2 separate regions of the Homo sapiens genome follow, and region 2 is linked to region 1. A link is a loop called in an ENCODE intact Hi-C map of the cell type or tissue named here. Cell type or tissue: heart left ventricle. All regions are shown on one strand.

Region 1 (8,000 bases):
GGAGGCTGAGGTGGGAGGATTGCTTGAGCTCATGAGTTCGAGAGCAGCCTGAGCAACACGGCAAGATGCCCATCTCTATAAAAAATTTAAAAATTCACCCAGCGTGGTGGTGCATGTCTATAGTCCCAGCTACTTGGGAGACTGAGGTAGGAGAATCGCTTGACACTGGGAGGCGGAGGCTGCAGTGAGCCATGATTGCACCACTGCACTCCAGCCTGGGTGACAGAGGGAGACCTTGTATCAAAAAAATTTACCAAAGAGTTACACTCCACGTGTCGCCGTGTGTGTGTGTCACAGTCCATGGTGTGTCACAGTCCCTGTGTCATGGTGTGTCACAGTCCCTATGTCATGGTGTATGTGTCACAGTCCGTGGTATGTCACAATCCCTGTGTTGTGGTGTGTGTGTCACAGTCCATGGTGTGCCACAGTTCCTGTGTTGCGGTGCATGTGTCATAGTCTGTGGTGTGTCATGGTCCCTGTGTCACACTGCGTGTGTTGCCATGTGTGTGTCACAGTCCAGTGTGTTACTCTGTGTTGCAGTCCATGTGTTACAAAGTGACTTTAGGGCCCCACTCAGAATCAGCATAATCTTAGCCTTCTCTCCTTTATCCCCTGAGCAACCAGATGCCCTCCTGGGAGTCAAAATTTAAATCCAGGAGTTCCAAGTCCCCTCTGATGAAGGTGACAGCCTTCTTCCCCAGTCCCAGGACTGTGTACTCCAAGAAGATCCCTTTATTCTCAAATCCCGCCTGGGCCCCAGCCTGAGCGCTGGTCATGCCACTGTGGCCCGCATTCACCCACTTGCCTTCTCCCCACTTTTCTACCATCCTTCTGATTTGGTCTTGGGGGTATGTGCTTGTGGACAGATACACATCCATCTTTCAAAAGAGCTCAGCTAAATGTGCACCAGGAAAAAAAAAAAAAGTGGACTTAGGAGCTCACTCAGATTTCCTTACACAGAGCCCCGCCCCACCTTCTCCCCCTGATTTCATAGAGGATATTTTAGTCTCATCTTCCCACAAGGAGCCGCTCTTTGCTCTCCACCTCCACCGCCCACCTCCAGCCATTGGTTTGGATGGCCACCAGCCTGGGCGGCTCACAGAGTTTCCTACCAGGACTCCTAGAGCCCTGGCTCCCTGGGAAACAGCCCCTGAGATCCGCATGCAGCCCGCAGCCCTCACCCTCTGCTGCTGCCTCAGCTTTCACCATCACGTGTGCCCTGCAGGACCCACGTACGAAGGGGGTGAGTGGTAACTCATTTCATGAATTGCGTTAAGCATCAAATCATGATGTGTGTGTGTTTTCTTTTTACACTTGTGTCTATGCACACACACACACTCTCTCACACACTCACTCGGGATGAAGTTGGGTTTGTCTGTTTCTTTAAATCCCTGCTCAGCTCCATTATCTGTGGTCTGAACTGCATGGGGACCATCAGCAGAATCTGGGGTTCTCTGATGTCAGTTTTGGAAGACTTGATTCAGGGAGAGACCTGGTGAAAATGATGAAGCACACCCATCAGGGCTATCTCCCAGCTCCCATGCTAATTACAGCCGAATCTCTGGGGGTGGCCCTGGCTCCCCAGGGCTGCAGTGTCAGCAAGGCTGAAGAGCACGGCCCCACTCTCAGTCCTCAGGTGCAGCTTCCCTTCCTCCTTCCCTCATTTCCGTGGGTTTTCTTGGTTTGGAGACCATCCAGAAGAAGCGGGTCTAACCCAAGGAAAAGGGAAACTATCAGAATGAAGTCCTCATTCATTTATTCAGCCTCTCTTTAATCAACATTTATTGGGTATCTACCATGTCAAGCCCTGGGCTAACTATTAGAGGTACTAGGTTGAAAATAAAACAAAGGTACAGGCCCCAGAAGTGTAGTGGGGGTAACAGTTATCAAACTAGCAACTGCAGAGAGAGCTTAGCTTGTTCCCTAGGATGTTGGCCCATCTTGCTGGACCAGGGGCGGAGGGCTGTATGAGTGATGCAGGCCATTGTGGGGAGTAAGGATTCATCCACAGCAGTTTCCCCTGTAGGAGGGGCAGCTTCAGATACCACAAGAGTCCTTTGAGAGCCCTCAGCTTTCAGGCCCAGGCTCTTTAATTCTTCACGTTACACTTCATCGGCTCTGTGCCAGGTACTGCTGTCACACCCATTTTACAGACAAGGAAACTGAAACTCTGAGAATTAATTCGATCGTCTAAATCCCTCAGGAAGAAGAGCCAGAAGCAGTCCTGGGGTCTGTGTGACTTCAGAGCTCTTTTTGTGACAGCTGACCCGTCCCAGCTCTAGACAGGCATGCTTTCTTTTTTTGAGACAGGGTCTTGCTCTGTCGCCCAGGCTGGAGTGCAGTAGTGCAATCACCACTCACTGCAGCCTCAACCTCCCAGGCACAAGTGATCCTCCCACCTCAGCCTCCCCACTAGCTGGGACTATAGGGGCATGCCACAATGCCCAGCTAATTTTTTTGCATTTTTTGTAGAGACCTGGTTCCACCGTGTTGCCCAGCCTGGTGTCAAACTCCTGGGCTCAAGTGATAGGCAAGCCTTGATGAAGGAACTGGTAAAAACTGACAGGACCATTTCGCTGGCACCTCAAAGGGGCCCTGCCCCTGCCCGGAGAGCTGGCAGTGTGAGGCTGCTGGTGTCAGCAGTGGTGAGTGGGGCTTTGGGGCTACTGTGGAAGATGGTGCTGCGGCTGCAGCACTCCTGGTGGGCAGCCAGCCATCATCTCCTGGGCACAATAGCTGACATTTATTGGCCACTTACTATGTGCCAGGCACTGCCTAAGCATGATATAATTTATCTAATATTTACAGCTACCCCCAGTTTTACAGAGTAGGCAACTGAGGCACAGAGAGGTAAGATAATTTTTACGGGGTCAGATGCTGGTAAATGCGGAGCCAGGATTTGAACCCAGGCACGTTGACTACTGAGCTTGTGCACTTAAGCACTGTGCTAGACTGCCTGTGTTTGGTGTGTCTGAAGGATGTCATATTTTTAAGTGCATTTTGCTTCATTGATAACGTGCCCCAAGAAAGAAGACAGCCAGTGTGGTAGACTGCACACATGGCTGCAGTACTTTGCAGCTCTTTCCATTTCGAGTGAAGTCCATTTGCCCACCCCTTGTGTTTGGCCCACCTTGTCACTTACTTTGATGAAGAGAATGCGGTGGAAGGGAAGGTGCGTCCGTTCCAAGCCTGGGGCTCAAGAAGTCTTGTAGCTTTTGCTCTTCCCATCCGTGGAAGCCTACTGCCATTGGAAGAAGCCTGGGGTAGGCTAGCCTGCTAGATGAGAGACACGTGGCCGGGTCACCCTTTCACCCCAGCTGACAGCCTGCCAACCACCAGATGTGTGAGGGAGGCCATCTTAAACCATCCGATGACCTGCCAGCTCACCACAAACACAGTGAGCCCAGCAGAGCCAAGCCAGAAGAACCGCCCAGCCGACCCACAGAGTCATGAGCAAATAAATGTTTATTGTTTTAAGCTACTGAGTGTAAGCCACTGGGTGGCTCGTTTTGTAGCAACAGATAACTGATACAGCAGGAGACACTTGAAAGAAGAGGAAGCTCTGGAGTTGGAGGCATTCCCACCGGACAGTATGGCTAAGTAGAAACCCTATGAGCAGGAAAAAGACGGATTCAGAGGACAAAGGGGAGAAGCGGGAAAGACCCTGCCTGGGTCCTTCAGAAACCCAGCACCCCTACTTCTGGCTTCTGCCAGATGGAGGAGTGGCAAGAGGAGAGAAATTCCAGATAGATGATGGGAAGCCGAAAGCAGGGGTTCTCTGCTGACTTTGGGAAGACAGTCCCCCCACCCCACCACCAGCACAAGGCAGCCGCCTCTTGACAGATTCAGTGGTGTTGCGTATTGTACAGAAAGGACTTGAGAGACTCTCTTGAACTTCCCCAGGACCCTGTGTGCTATGGAAGGGATCCAGATACTCCCACTGGGCTACTGCAATGATTGGGACTAGCGATAAGATGCTGTGAACCTCCAATCAAGCAGGATTGTGAGAATGGGAAGTAGAATGATTGGAGAAAGGTTTAGGATGCAAAGGGTAAGAAAACTTGGAGCAACTGAACTAGAGGGTCTGGCCACTGCGGGCGGGGCATCCTGAAGAAACACTGCTTGTCAGAGTACAAAAGGATGCCTGGACAACCAACAACAGGAATAAAAAAAAGATTAAACGCTGCTTATTAAACGCCATTACCATATAGTATGTACACATCATGGCGTAATCATGTCTCTTTGGTGACGTTGGTGATTTCTTGATGTAGCCTGCCATCTGCCCTTGTTTTAAGGGTTCCCCTTCCTTGAGGCATTTGCATTTTAAAAGGAATCAAAGCCTGCAGGTGAAGGGATGATGCTGGATTGGTAGAATTTCAGGCATTCATTGAAAATGGATCAAGGGTTTTCTTTTATGTTGGCTCCTTCCCTAGGTTCTTGACTTCGGCGCCAGCCACGAAACCACAGAAAGCATCCCCCAGGACCTTGGCGTTGGACTCCTTTCATTCCCTTCCTCCCAAAGTGTCCCACTGTTGCTCTGACTTGGGGGAGCAGGGGTCTCCCTGGCCCTCCCGGCTGCTCCCGGCTCAGGAGCGTGGGAGGTGAGGGGAGGTGAGGGGACACGGCCGGGGGCGGCTCGGTAGGGGCCCCGCGCGGCCGCCAGGGGGCGCTGCGCCGCCGCCGAGGCCGCGGCCGCCTGGGCGTGTGGCCTGGCGTGGGCACTTTTGTGTTGTTTAGATGCCAGCGTTCGCCGCTCACTCCTTTCTCAAACATGTTTCTAATTTACCCAGTATGTCTTCTACGGAAAAAAAACTTCAGGGAAAAAAGATGCATGCTTAACGTCAGTGCCAGGGTGGGCAAAAAGGGGTTTTGACACCAGATGCAGGTTTAGTTCCCGAACCCTCCGGGCCTGGGGTGAGCCGCCAGCAGGCCCCCTCCACAGCCGCTCCTCCCGCTGGGGACAGAGGCGCCTGGAAACGCACACGCCCGAACCCGGCCGCCCCGAGAGCCGCGCGTGGAGCCAGCACGCCCGCAGGCGCTCCTCCTGAAAACGGGTTCGGTTTCTGGCCGGGCAGGTTCAGAGCCGGTGCCCAAGGAGGGGAAGGACGACGCGGCACAGAACCTGGCGCGCCCACGGAGGGGGCCTAGCCTGGGCTTCTGGCCTTGCCCGGGCACTGCCGGCACTCCCGGGGAGCAGAGAGGCGGAGGGGGCACTGTCCGTGCGCCGGGGGCAGCCACCGGGCACAGGGCGGGGTGGGGGAGGTGCGGGAGGAGAGGAGAGCCAGAGTCCGGTCTGATGGGGGTCGGGGGGGACGTGGGAAGCAACAAGCCTGACGCCTGCAAATAGAAGTCATCAGGAAAGAGACCTCAAGGCCCATTTGACTGCTGGGAGGTCTCCGGGGTGGGGTCCTGGGGGGAGGAGTGTCTGATTGGCGGCTAGGTTCTGTTTTTCAGACCAGATTAAAAAAAAAAAAAATTCCCCTGTCGCCTGGGGAGATGTCTCAGTCACTTTTCTCCAGCAGGAAGCTGCTTCATGTTGGAGCCTCCTGGGATTGGCAGAGTTAAAAATCCTTTAACCCAGGATGCCTTGGGCCTTTTGTTCAGCCCTGACAATAGAATTGGGTGGAGGGGGCTGGGAAGGCAAGTAGCTGGGTTAGAGATGCATCCGTGGGGTGGGGGTATGGGGAAGCTTGTGTTCAGCCACTGGGTACATGAAAGCAACTGTGTGTGTGTGTGTGTGTGTGTGTGTGTGTGTGTGTGTGTGTGTGTGTGTGTCGGGGGAGGGTATAAGGGAGCCCAGGGACACTGGGGCACCAGCTCGTTAACACGTGTGTATGAATGCCGGCTGTGCGCTTGGCAAATCCTTAATTACACAGGGAGAACTTCCTGAACCGGGAACTCAGTATCGGTCCCTGAAAGGTTGGGTAATGGCTTCTTCTTGCATCTGGAATCCAAGGGGACCAATCTCTCTGGCTCCCCTGGGCTCTCAGATTCTTCTAGATGTCTTTGTCTTCTAAAATTCTGGGATCCCAAGGGAAGACACATAGTTAAGGACACTCAGAAATGCATACCTTTCAACCCTACTAATCATCCTAAAACCTGTGCTTTCAACATATCACGTCCTTGATCTGTAACCCTCAGGGGCACCCACGATCTCCAATGACTGGGAGTGATGGCATTTAAGTCTTTCCACCATGCAGAAGTTTCTTCCCTCATTCCCCATGAATTCTCTCCTGTAGCCAGCCTGGCCCCTCATAACCCCTTGGATATACTGTATCTTGAATTCTCCAGCCTTTCTGCAGTTGCCTTCCTGGGACATTCATTCCCATGTTCACAATCTAGCCAATTGTATCCCTTCTCTATTCAGTTCTAGCATCAGTCAGTCAATCAACAAGCATTTATTGAAAGTCCACTATGTACAAGACATGTTCTAGGCCCTGGTAATACATCAGAGACTGAGACAAATACCTGTTCTTAAGGATTTTATATTTTAATGGGAGAAACAGAGTAGACTCATGGCTCACGCCTATAATCCCAGGACTTTGGGAGGCCAAGGCAAGAGGATCACTTGAGGCCAGGAGCTCAAAACCAGCCTGGGCAGCAAGTGTCTTCTTTTGCCTCTGCAAAAGAAAATTAAAAATAACAAAAAAAGGAAGCTAAACTAGAGTATTGTGGTAGAGGGGTGTGTGTGTGTGCATGTGGGTGCATCCGTGTGTGTGGTAGGTTGATGGGTGCTGTTTTATTTAGCCAGGGAAGGTCTCTTTGAGGAGGTGGCATTCGAGACCTTCTGGGTGGGAAGGAGGCAGCCATGTGGTGATCTGGGGAAGAGTGCTGCAAGCAGAAAGGCAAGTAAAAACAAAAGCCCTGAGGCAGAAATGTGCTCCTTATGCTTAAGAAACACCGTGAAGGCCAACGTGGTTGGAGCAATGTGAGCAAGAAGAATAGAGGGGCCTTGGGAACATAGGTAGCTGAGTCCTCATGGATCAAGGTAAGAAGTGTGGGTTTTATTTTGTTGCAGTGGGAAGCCTTTGGAGGGTTAGAAGGTGGGGAGTGAAGAAAACAGTTAAGATACTATTGCAAAAGTCCTGGCAGGAGGAGATTTTAAAAACCACAGTTGTGGCTATGGAGATGGTGAGATGTGATACTGGTTTCTGGGTCAGTTTTGGAGGTGGGAATAGATAAGGCTTACTGATGATCTGACCCAGGACTAACTGGGTAGTCCTATGTTGGGGGTAGGAGGTGGATCCATAATTGTGTTTGGGCCATGCCAAGACCTATCAGACATCAGGTAAATATGTGTAGACAGCTTTGAGTCTGGAGTTCAGATTTAAATTTGAGAACCAGCATGTAGGTAGTCTTCAAAGCAGTAGGCCAGAATAATTCCACTTAGGGAGAGAGTCAAGAAAGAAGGTAGCAGATGGCTGAGACTGATGCCACTCCAACCTTTAGAGATCTGGTAGGGGAAAACCCAGCAGAGCAGACTGAGGAAGACAGCCCATGACACTGGAGGAAAACCAGAAGATGGTGATTACAAGGAACTCAGCAAAGGAAGTATTTTGAGAAAGAGGATGTATCAGTCTGCTATTGCTAGGTAACAAACAACCACAAAAATCTCAATGGCATAACAGTAAATATTTATTTGATTCACAAAGCTGTGAGTCAGCTGGAGGTTGGCTAGATGAGGCTGATGTTGGCTGGGCAGCTCTAAGCCACCGTTGGGCTGAGCCTGCTCTGCATACATGTCCCTCACTCTTTTTGTACCTGCAGGCCAGCTAGGGCACATTTTTCTCCCATGGTGATAATAGGCACAAAAAAGCAGGTGGAAACATAAAATGCCTCTAAAGACCTAGATTTGGAACTGGCACCATGTCACCTCCTCCTACATTCCATTGGCCAAAAGGGGTCATGCAGCCACGCCCAAAGTCAAGGGGCAAGAAAGTACAGTATAGTCTACATCTAGCGGGAGGGACTGCAGAGTCGGATTGAAGGGGATAGGGATA
Region 2 (8,000 bases), 820 kb after region 1:
ATTTTGTAGGAGAAAAGAACCTTAGCAAGCACTGACCAGTTTTCAGCCTCTTTTTTTTTTTTCTGCCTCCATACTGCTTATATTTGCAAATTCTCAGTAACATGGCTTCTACTTAATGAGTCTCACCTGGGAGAACAAACATGCACTGTAGCTTGAAAAGATCACCTCTCTCTTTCCCCATGCCAAGTTTATTAGTTTTCAGAGACCATTTGTTGCTAATTGATGATAAAAGTAATATTGTGATTCATGACTTTCCCTGTTTTTTATCTACCAGCCTGTGCCTCACTTTGAACTGTGCGACATAAGACAGGACCGTGGCTGGGCACGGTGCCTTAAGCCAATAATCCCAGCACTTTGGCAGGCCAAGGCGGGCAGATCACGTGAGGTCGGGAGTTCAAGACCAGCCTGACCAACATGGAGAAACCCCATCTCTACTAAAAATACAAAATTAGCTGGGTGTGGTGGCACATGCCTGTAATCCCAGCTACTCAGGAGGCTGAGGCAGGAGAATCGCTTGAACCTGGGAGGCGGAGGTTGCAGTGAGCTGAGATGGAGCCATTACATGCCAGCCTGGGCAACAGAGCGAGACTCCATCTCAAAAAAATAAAAATAAAAAAAATTTAAAAGACAGGGCCATGAACACAAAACAACTGTGTCTCCATCTGCAGAGAAGCACTGAGTATCTGGACATTGTTTAGTGTCCTTTTTAACCTTATAATTAAATTCCACACTTCCCCTGCTATTGTTTAAAGTATTTAGCACTCAACCAAATGTATTTTTATTGGCTATTAGTACTAAAGTAGTTACTATCTTATCAAAAGCCTATTAACAAAAGCCAAGGCACAATTTTTTCCCATGCAGTCTCTGGCTTTGATTTTTTAAAAAAAATTTTTTAGACATATTCATGTAGAAAAGTTACAGAATACGGATGAATAGAAAAACAGTTTTTCTTAATCTCACCACCTAGAGAAAAGAGCATCTCCCATGTACACTTCTAGTCTTCATTTTCATCTTAAGAATATTTTACTTAAAAAATGTCACCCAAACAGACTTGTGTCTACAAAGGTGAGCTTCTGAGAAACCAACTTCCCTTGTGCAGCAGCAGACTCTGCTTTAGAGGGAAGGAAGCGGCTCACATCCTGACTAACAGGGGGTCATTGTTACTCTCTCAGAATTGGCATAATGCCTTCTTCTTCAGCCAGAAAGACAATTATGTGACAGAAAATCTAAGAGGTGGGCCTGCCTTAGGGAAAAGTGGCTTAAAAGCAAATTTGACTCACATAAAGAGAGTGCTAGGTATTTTCCTTGCTTGCTTTCTCTGTAATTGTTACAGCCCAGAAAGACATGGGTTTGAGTCCCAGTTATTCCTTACAAGCCAGGTAACCTTGGATAAGTTACTAAAGTCCCTCTCTGCTACAGTTTCCTCATTTGTTAAATAGGAACAATAATAGTACCAACTTGACTGAGTTCTTGCAAAGACCAGCAAGTTACGTAGGGGCCAAGGGAGAGCTTTCCTCGTGGCCCTCAGAAGGTTTGCTGAAAAACCAACTCAAAAAAGGTAGACTAATTGGAGAAAAGACATTCAAATTTATTTAACGGGAATACACAAGAGCCTTCAGAATGAAGACCAAAACACGCAGGGGAAATTGTCATTTTTATGCTTAGGTTCAACAAAGTATGGCCAGCTGTATAGGAACATGACTGGACAAAAAGGGTAAGATCTAATGGCCGGAGTGGGGAAACCCAGCAAGGCCTGTCCGTCTAGATTCTTCTTGGCGTCTCTGAGCACGCATTCCTTCCTTCTGGGTGTGGGACAGGACCCTCTCTGGAACCAGGGTCTTATGTCCTACAGTCAAATAAGGGAGGTCAGATAATTTCTTCATGGCCAGTTTTTATACAGAAAGGTGGAGGGAAAGTTAGAGTAAAATTGTAGGTTTTATGACTAGCTTTGGGTAAAGGGGTTCTGGTTTCTATGACCCACCTTCGGGAAGAGGGATTCTAGTTTCTGCGGCTGGCCTCAGTGGAGAAAGGATTAAGAGACAGGAGGGCAGGAGAAGGTCAAAGAAAAACTTCTGTTTCTGAGGTTGCTTTCTGAGGTCTTTGTTTTAGGGTATTGTTTTCCGAGCCCAAACAGTTCAACAGAGTTTTTAGTGCCTGGCCTGCAGTAGTAAAAAGGTTTCAACAAATGTCAGCAGCGTTACTGTGGTTGTGGATCAGTATGAGGATTATATGAGATACTCTATTTGAAACTCCTGCCACACTTAGGAATTAGTATTTCAATAATTAGCATTACAGGGAGGGTTTGTTCTTAACTACTCACCTTTTCACTTGGCCACACTCCCTGTTTTTTTCTTCTAGTCCACTGCTATCTGGTAGCAGTTTCTGTGATGATAAAAATGGTCAATTATCCGTGCTGTCCAACATGGTAGACGCTAGTCACATGTGGCTGTTGAGCTCTTGAAATGTGGCTAGTGCAACTTAGGAACTGAATTTTTCATTTCAATTTTAATTAATTTCAATAGTCCCACCTAGTCCCTTGATTTCTGTCTGCTCCTATCCCTGTCTAATCACCCATATTTCCTTTAGGCATAAAGTAGATTCATCTATAGGGACTTCGGTCAATCTCTACTCATTTACGCTAAGTTTTGAATAATGTTTTCTACATAGCACTTTATTGATAAATTATACATACAATCCTACCATTAAGAAATCAGAAACAGACCTGGCACAGTGGCTTATACCTGTAATCCCAACACTTTGGGAGGCCGAGGCAAGTGGATCTCTTGAGGTCAGGAGTTCAAGACCAGCCTGACCAACATGGTGAAACCCCGTCTCTAATAAAAATACAGAAAACTCCTATGGGCATGGTGGTGAGCGCCTGTAGTCCCAGTTACTTGGGAGGCTGAGGCACGAGAATCACTTGAACCTGGAAGGCGAAGGTTGCAATGAGCCAAGATCATGCCACTGCACTGCAGCCTGGGTGACAGAGTGTGACCTTGTCTCAAAAAAATTAAAATTAACAAAAAATTAAAAAAGACAAAAAAGAATTCAGAAACAAATTGGATGTATTTCCAGCATCAAGCTTCTCCACCAAGTCTGCCTTTCCTTTTATTAAGCACTTTGCAAATTTGAATGCAAGTAACTGAATAACCTTAAGAAAACCATTTGGCAGATTAGTTTAAAAGGCTGCGGCCAGGCGCAGTGGTTCAAGCCTGTAGTCCCAGCACTTTGGGAGCCTGAGGCGGGCGGATCACGAGGTCAGGAGATCAAGACCATCCTGGCTAACACGGTGAAACCCCATCTCTACTAAAAATACAAAAAAATTAGCCGGGCATGGTGGTGGGCGCCTGTAGTCCCAGCTACATTGGGAGGCTGAGGCAGGAGGATGGCGTGAACCCGGGAGGTGGAGCTTGCAGTGAGCCAAGATTGCGCCATGGCATTCCAGCCTGGGTGACAGAGCAAGACTCCATCTCAAAAAAAAAAAAAAAAAAAAAGGCTGCTTTACACATCTGGAATGGAAAGGGGGGTACTTCTGCTATCAAATGCCCTCCTTCACAAAATACAGCAGGATAATTGTTGATCTGCTTCAATCTGTGTCTCCCTGCTCCAATCCGTGTCTCTCTGTGGGCCCTTGCTCAGAGATGCCATGTGGTGTCTGAACTTGACCAGACTCCCTGAGGGCAGCCACCAGTTTCTTCAGAGGCAGCAGCTGTGGGATTGAGCCCCAGAAGTGAGTTTACACTCCCTTTTCCAGGGCTTAGGATCTCTGCTTCTCTTCCCTCTGTGATAAAGCCAATTTCAACTTCAGGGTCAGGTAATCACTTGACACGTCTATCAAGGAAAAGCAATAAAACCCTAAACAATTTTGCATTAGATCAGACTAGCTCTGTCTTCTCTCCCAGGGAAAGGCTGCCACCTGCTGTAAAACATCAGCACTGGGCTTTTCCAAGGTCACTGAACAACCACTTCCTCCCATACAAAATTAACGAAAGCACAACCACACTTGCCTTCACCTCTGCATGTCAAGAGTGTAAAGAGGAGGGCAAACCAGGAGGCACTGATGTAGAACAAGAGGCAAACTCATGCATATGAATAGTGCCCAGAAGGAACTGGCATAGCCATAACTCTGAATAAAAGAGCAGCCTCTCTTCAGCAATTAGCAACAAGGTATCACAAATTAGCTAATTCATAGTAACCTTTAGGAAATCTCCCATGACAGCCTCATTATTTCCTCCATCCTTCTAGTTCTGTGTACCTTTATGTATTCTCCACGCCCCTAGCAAGACAGGCAGGTGAAAGGATTTGATCATTTTCAGGACAGCATTCCTGAGCCTTGTTCCTGATTTCCTACAAAAATCCCAAATTGCAGCCGGGCGCAGTGGCCCATGCCTGTAATCCCAGCACTTTGGGAAGCCGAGGCAGGCGGATCACCTGAGGTCAGGAGTTTGAGACCACCCTGGCCAACATGGAGAAACCCCGTCTCTACTAAAAATACAAAAATTAGCCAGGTGTGGTGGCGCATGCCTGTAGGCCCAGCTACTTGGGAGGCTGAGGCAGAATTGCTTGAACCTGGGAGGTGGAGGTTGCAGTGAGCTGAGATCGCACCATTGCACTCCAGCCTGGGCAACAAGAGCGAAACTCCATCTTAAAAAAAAAAAAAAAAAAAATATTCCCAGGTTGCTCCTTGGGATTTTTGCAGGAGGCCAAAAATGGGAGCAGGCCTAGCACAGTGTCTATCTCATTGCATAAAAGCTTGAATTGTTTGTTTGTTCTGTCTTTGGTGGGGACAGTGTGCCCAAGAAAAGGAAGAACATTTCCCAAACTCAGAAAAAAGAAAGCAAAGGCATTTGGGACATGCCACCCCAAAATATGCTACTTTGGTATACTAATTATTTGAAGCTGAAGACACTTGAAAGACAGCAAATGCAGGGAGAGGCTTTCTCTGAACTCTCCCTTACCTGCCTGAAGACAGATCCTCCAAAATGAACTCAGTTGTCATTAATTCCCCTCTCTGGTAGGTTAATCAACCAGGAAGATTGACTATTACAACAGGACAGAAGATTAGAAGTGGACACCACTTCTATTACATCTATAATAGAATGTAAGAGTTTGCTACAAACGATTCCATCTCCCTAAGGGCTCATTCTTTCCCCCAAATTATTTACCCTCTCCTAAGTTGTCCATATCCCTCTTCTTCTTTCCCCTACGAAGACAGTATAAGCTCCCAAATCTCACCACTTTTTTGGGTATTCATTTTTTTTTCTCTTGTGATGCCCCATCCATGCAATAAATTTGTATACCTTTTCTCCGGTTAATCTGCGTATTGTCAGTTTGTTTCACAGACTCAAATTTTAAACCTAGGAGGGTAGAGGAAAAGTCTTTCCCTCCCCTGTAAAAGCAAGAATGAGGTGCTAGTATAGGGCCCATCATTTTATGCCCCAGAGCCTCCTCTTCCTTCTCCATTCTCCACTCCCACCCTGAGACCATTCACCATCCATCAGCTACTGTGGTCTACCCCCCAACACAACTTTTAAGAGTAGGTTTTGCTTACCATTATCTTCCTGCAAAGGGTACTCACGACTCTAAACTCCTCTCCCTGAATTGTGCCGTTGTATCTGGGAATTTATCAAACTTCAAGAATTCCTTAGGGATTCCAATGTTGAGTAAACTCAAATATAAACAAGCTGACATTTACAACTAAATATCCAATATCCAAAAAGTTTACAATATAAGAAAATAAGGCCAAACACCAATAACTTCTAAGCAAAAATAGCCGAAAGACAAATGCCTTGCTGCCTGGTTTTTAGCCTTGTAGAATCTGTGGCATTGTTATGGTTGATACAATTGTAAAATATCTGCAAAACATTTGCCAGCCTCTTGATGAAACTGAGTTATTTTCTTCACTGTAAACCACGGGAGAGCCCCAGATTGCCACTCCAACATCTCCTACCTGTATTCACAAACAGGAAGATGTAGGCTATGAAAGCAGGAAAGGACAAGAATATTTTTGTTGGTGTAAGAGAAGGCTTTTTAAAAGTTGCCTCAACAGCCAAAGAAATGAAATGAAGCCTTGTATTATCTGATCCTTCTACACATTTGTGTGTGTGTGTGTGTGTGTGTAGTTTTTCAAATAACTTTTTTTTTTTTGAGGTGGAATCTCACTCTTGTCACCCAGAGTGGAGTGCAATGGCGCGATCTCAGCTCACTGCAACCTCCGCCTTCCAGTTTCAAGCGATTCTCCTGCCTCAACCTCCCGAGTAGCTGGGATTACAGCCGCCTGCCACCACACCTGGCTAATTTTTGTATTTTTAATAGAGACAGGGTTTCACCATGTTGCCCAGGCTGGTCTCGAACTCCTGACCTTGTGATCCGCCCGCCTCGGCCTCCCAAAGTGTTGGGATTACAGGCATGAGCCACGGTGCCCAGCCTCAAGTAACTTTTAAGGCAACATTTTATTTAAAATTCTGCCTCTTTAACTTTCATTTTTTTTTTTTTTTGCTTCTATAGTTTTTTATTTGCATTCATTTAACACACAATTTTATAATTTACACATTTTTAATGTCTTGAATTATTCCTTTGAGTTGTTATATAAAAATTTACCTAGTTGTTGAAGTTTAGTTTCCTATGTTTTTCATTTTAGTTCATACTGAAATAAATATGTTTGTGGAAAGTGCTTTTCTCCTTACTGCAAGTTAATCTACAATCCATTACAGTGAAGAGCATGTGGCAATGCTCAGCAAATATTATAATTTTGTATAATAAATTATCAAGAATGAGAATATGGGGTAAAACAAACATTGAAACAATTCTGGTGTAAAAAAACAACATCTTGATACAGATTACTAAATAGCTTTCTAAAATAATTCTACTTATTTGCTATGTCAACAGATAAGTTGTTTAACACATTATTTCCATCGATACATCTTTTTAAATCTTATTCATTAAGAAGAGATTAAGGTATGACAAGAATACTGGTTAAATCAAAGGACATAGAGAGTATGAATGAATATGGAGAGTGTGGGTCACATTTTCAATTTTTTTTTTTTTTTTTTTTTTTTTGAGACACAGTTTCGCTCTTGTCTCCCAGGCTAGAGTGCAATGGTGCGATCTTGGCTCACTGCAACATCCACCTCCCAGATTCAAGTGATTCTCCTGCCTCAGCCTCCCAAGTAGCTGGGATTACAGGTGCCTGCCACCATGCCCAGCTAATTTTTGTATTTTTAGTAGAGATGGGTTTCGCCATGTTGGCCAGGATGCTCTCGAACTCCTGACCTCAGGTGATCCACCTGCCTTGGCCTCCCAAAGTGCTGGGATTATAGGCATGAGCCACCTTGCCCAGCCTCAACTGTTTTTAAAATCTTGACTATAGTTTAATTTTTCATTTAAGTCCGCATTCTAACTTGCAGGGCAGAACATGTAATGGGATCAGTTAACCATCCCAATTTGAACATCTTAAATCTTGGATCGGTTTTAGCCCAAAGGACCAAAGTGGGTTTGAATTTGTTATAAGGTGAATTTCCAGCTAGCAGGGAAGGACAAGAGGCCACAGAACTTGGCCATTCAAAGTGTGGTTTGCAGACCAGCTGCGCCAGCACCACCTGGAAGCTTGTTATTAGGTTGGTGCAAAAGTTATTGTGGTTTTTGCCATCAAAACCGCAATTACTTTTGCACCAGCCTAATAGAAATGCACAGTCTTGGGCTTCAGCCCAGAGCAACTGAATCTTAATCTGCATTTCAACAAGAGCTCCAGGTGCTTCTTATGCACATTGAGTTGGAGAAGCCACCTTCTAGACAGTGAAAATTGCTACTGCCAGTTGTCTAAGGGCTTTAGTAGAAAAGATAGTTCACCATGAATATTAAAACATGAATCTAAAGGTAACAAAAAACCTTCTATAATTTTAATTTGGCTGGTTCTTTTGAAAACATTCTTTATAGTATAGTTCGGCTTTTAAAAAAGTCAAATATAGGCCGGGTGCGGTGGCTCACGCCTGTAATCCCAG

Evidence for each region. A loop is a pair of places that touch in the nucleus more often than their neighbours do. Peaks named below come from ENCODE experiments on the same cell type or tissue, not always from the same donor. Only the 100,000 strongest peaks of a DNase experiment are listed, where the experiment ranks them.
Region 2: a loop joins it to region 1, with 2.6 times the contacts of the local background. A loop is called at or near these places in 17 of 110 quality-filtered maps.

What each region holds. Positions count from the first base shown.
Region 1 is chr2:64,862,402-64,870,401 of GRCh38, reverse strand. It overlaps LINC01800 (long intergenic non-protein coding RNA 1800), which reads left to right and starts at 6,771. Exons shown (of 5, transcript NR_110224.1): 1 at 6,771-6,988. RefSeq lists a silencer at 4,585-4,784. In heart left ventricle, a CTCF peak has its summit at 4,659 (motif pointing right); DNase peaks (open chromatin) are centred at 4,701 and 5,151; H3K4me3 peaks cover 1,366 bases; H3K27ac peaks cover 1,076 bases.
Region 2 is chr2:64,045,805-64,053,804 of GRCh38, reverse strand. No RefSeq gene overlaps it. Among named protein-coding and RNA genes, the nearest start is that of VPS54, 30 kb to the right of the region's middle. In heart left ventricle, a CTCF peak has its summit at 3,930 (motif pointing left); a DNase peak (open chromatin) is centred at 3,921; H3K27ac peaks cover 2,080 bases.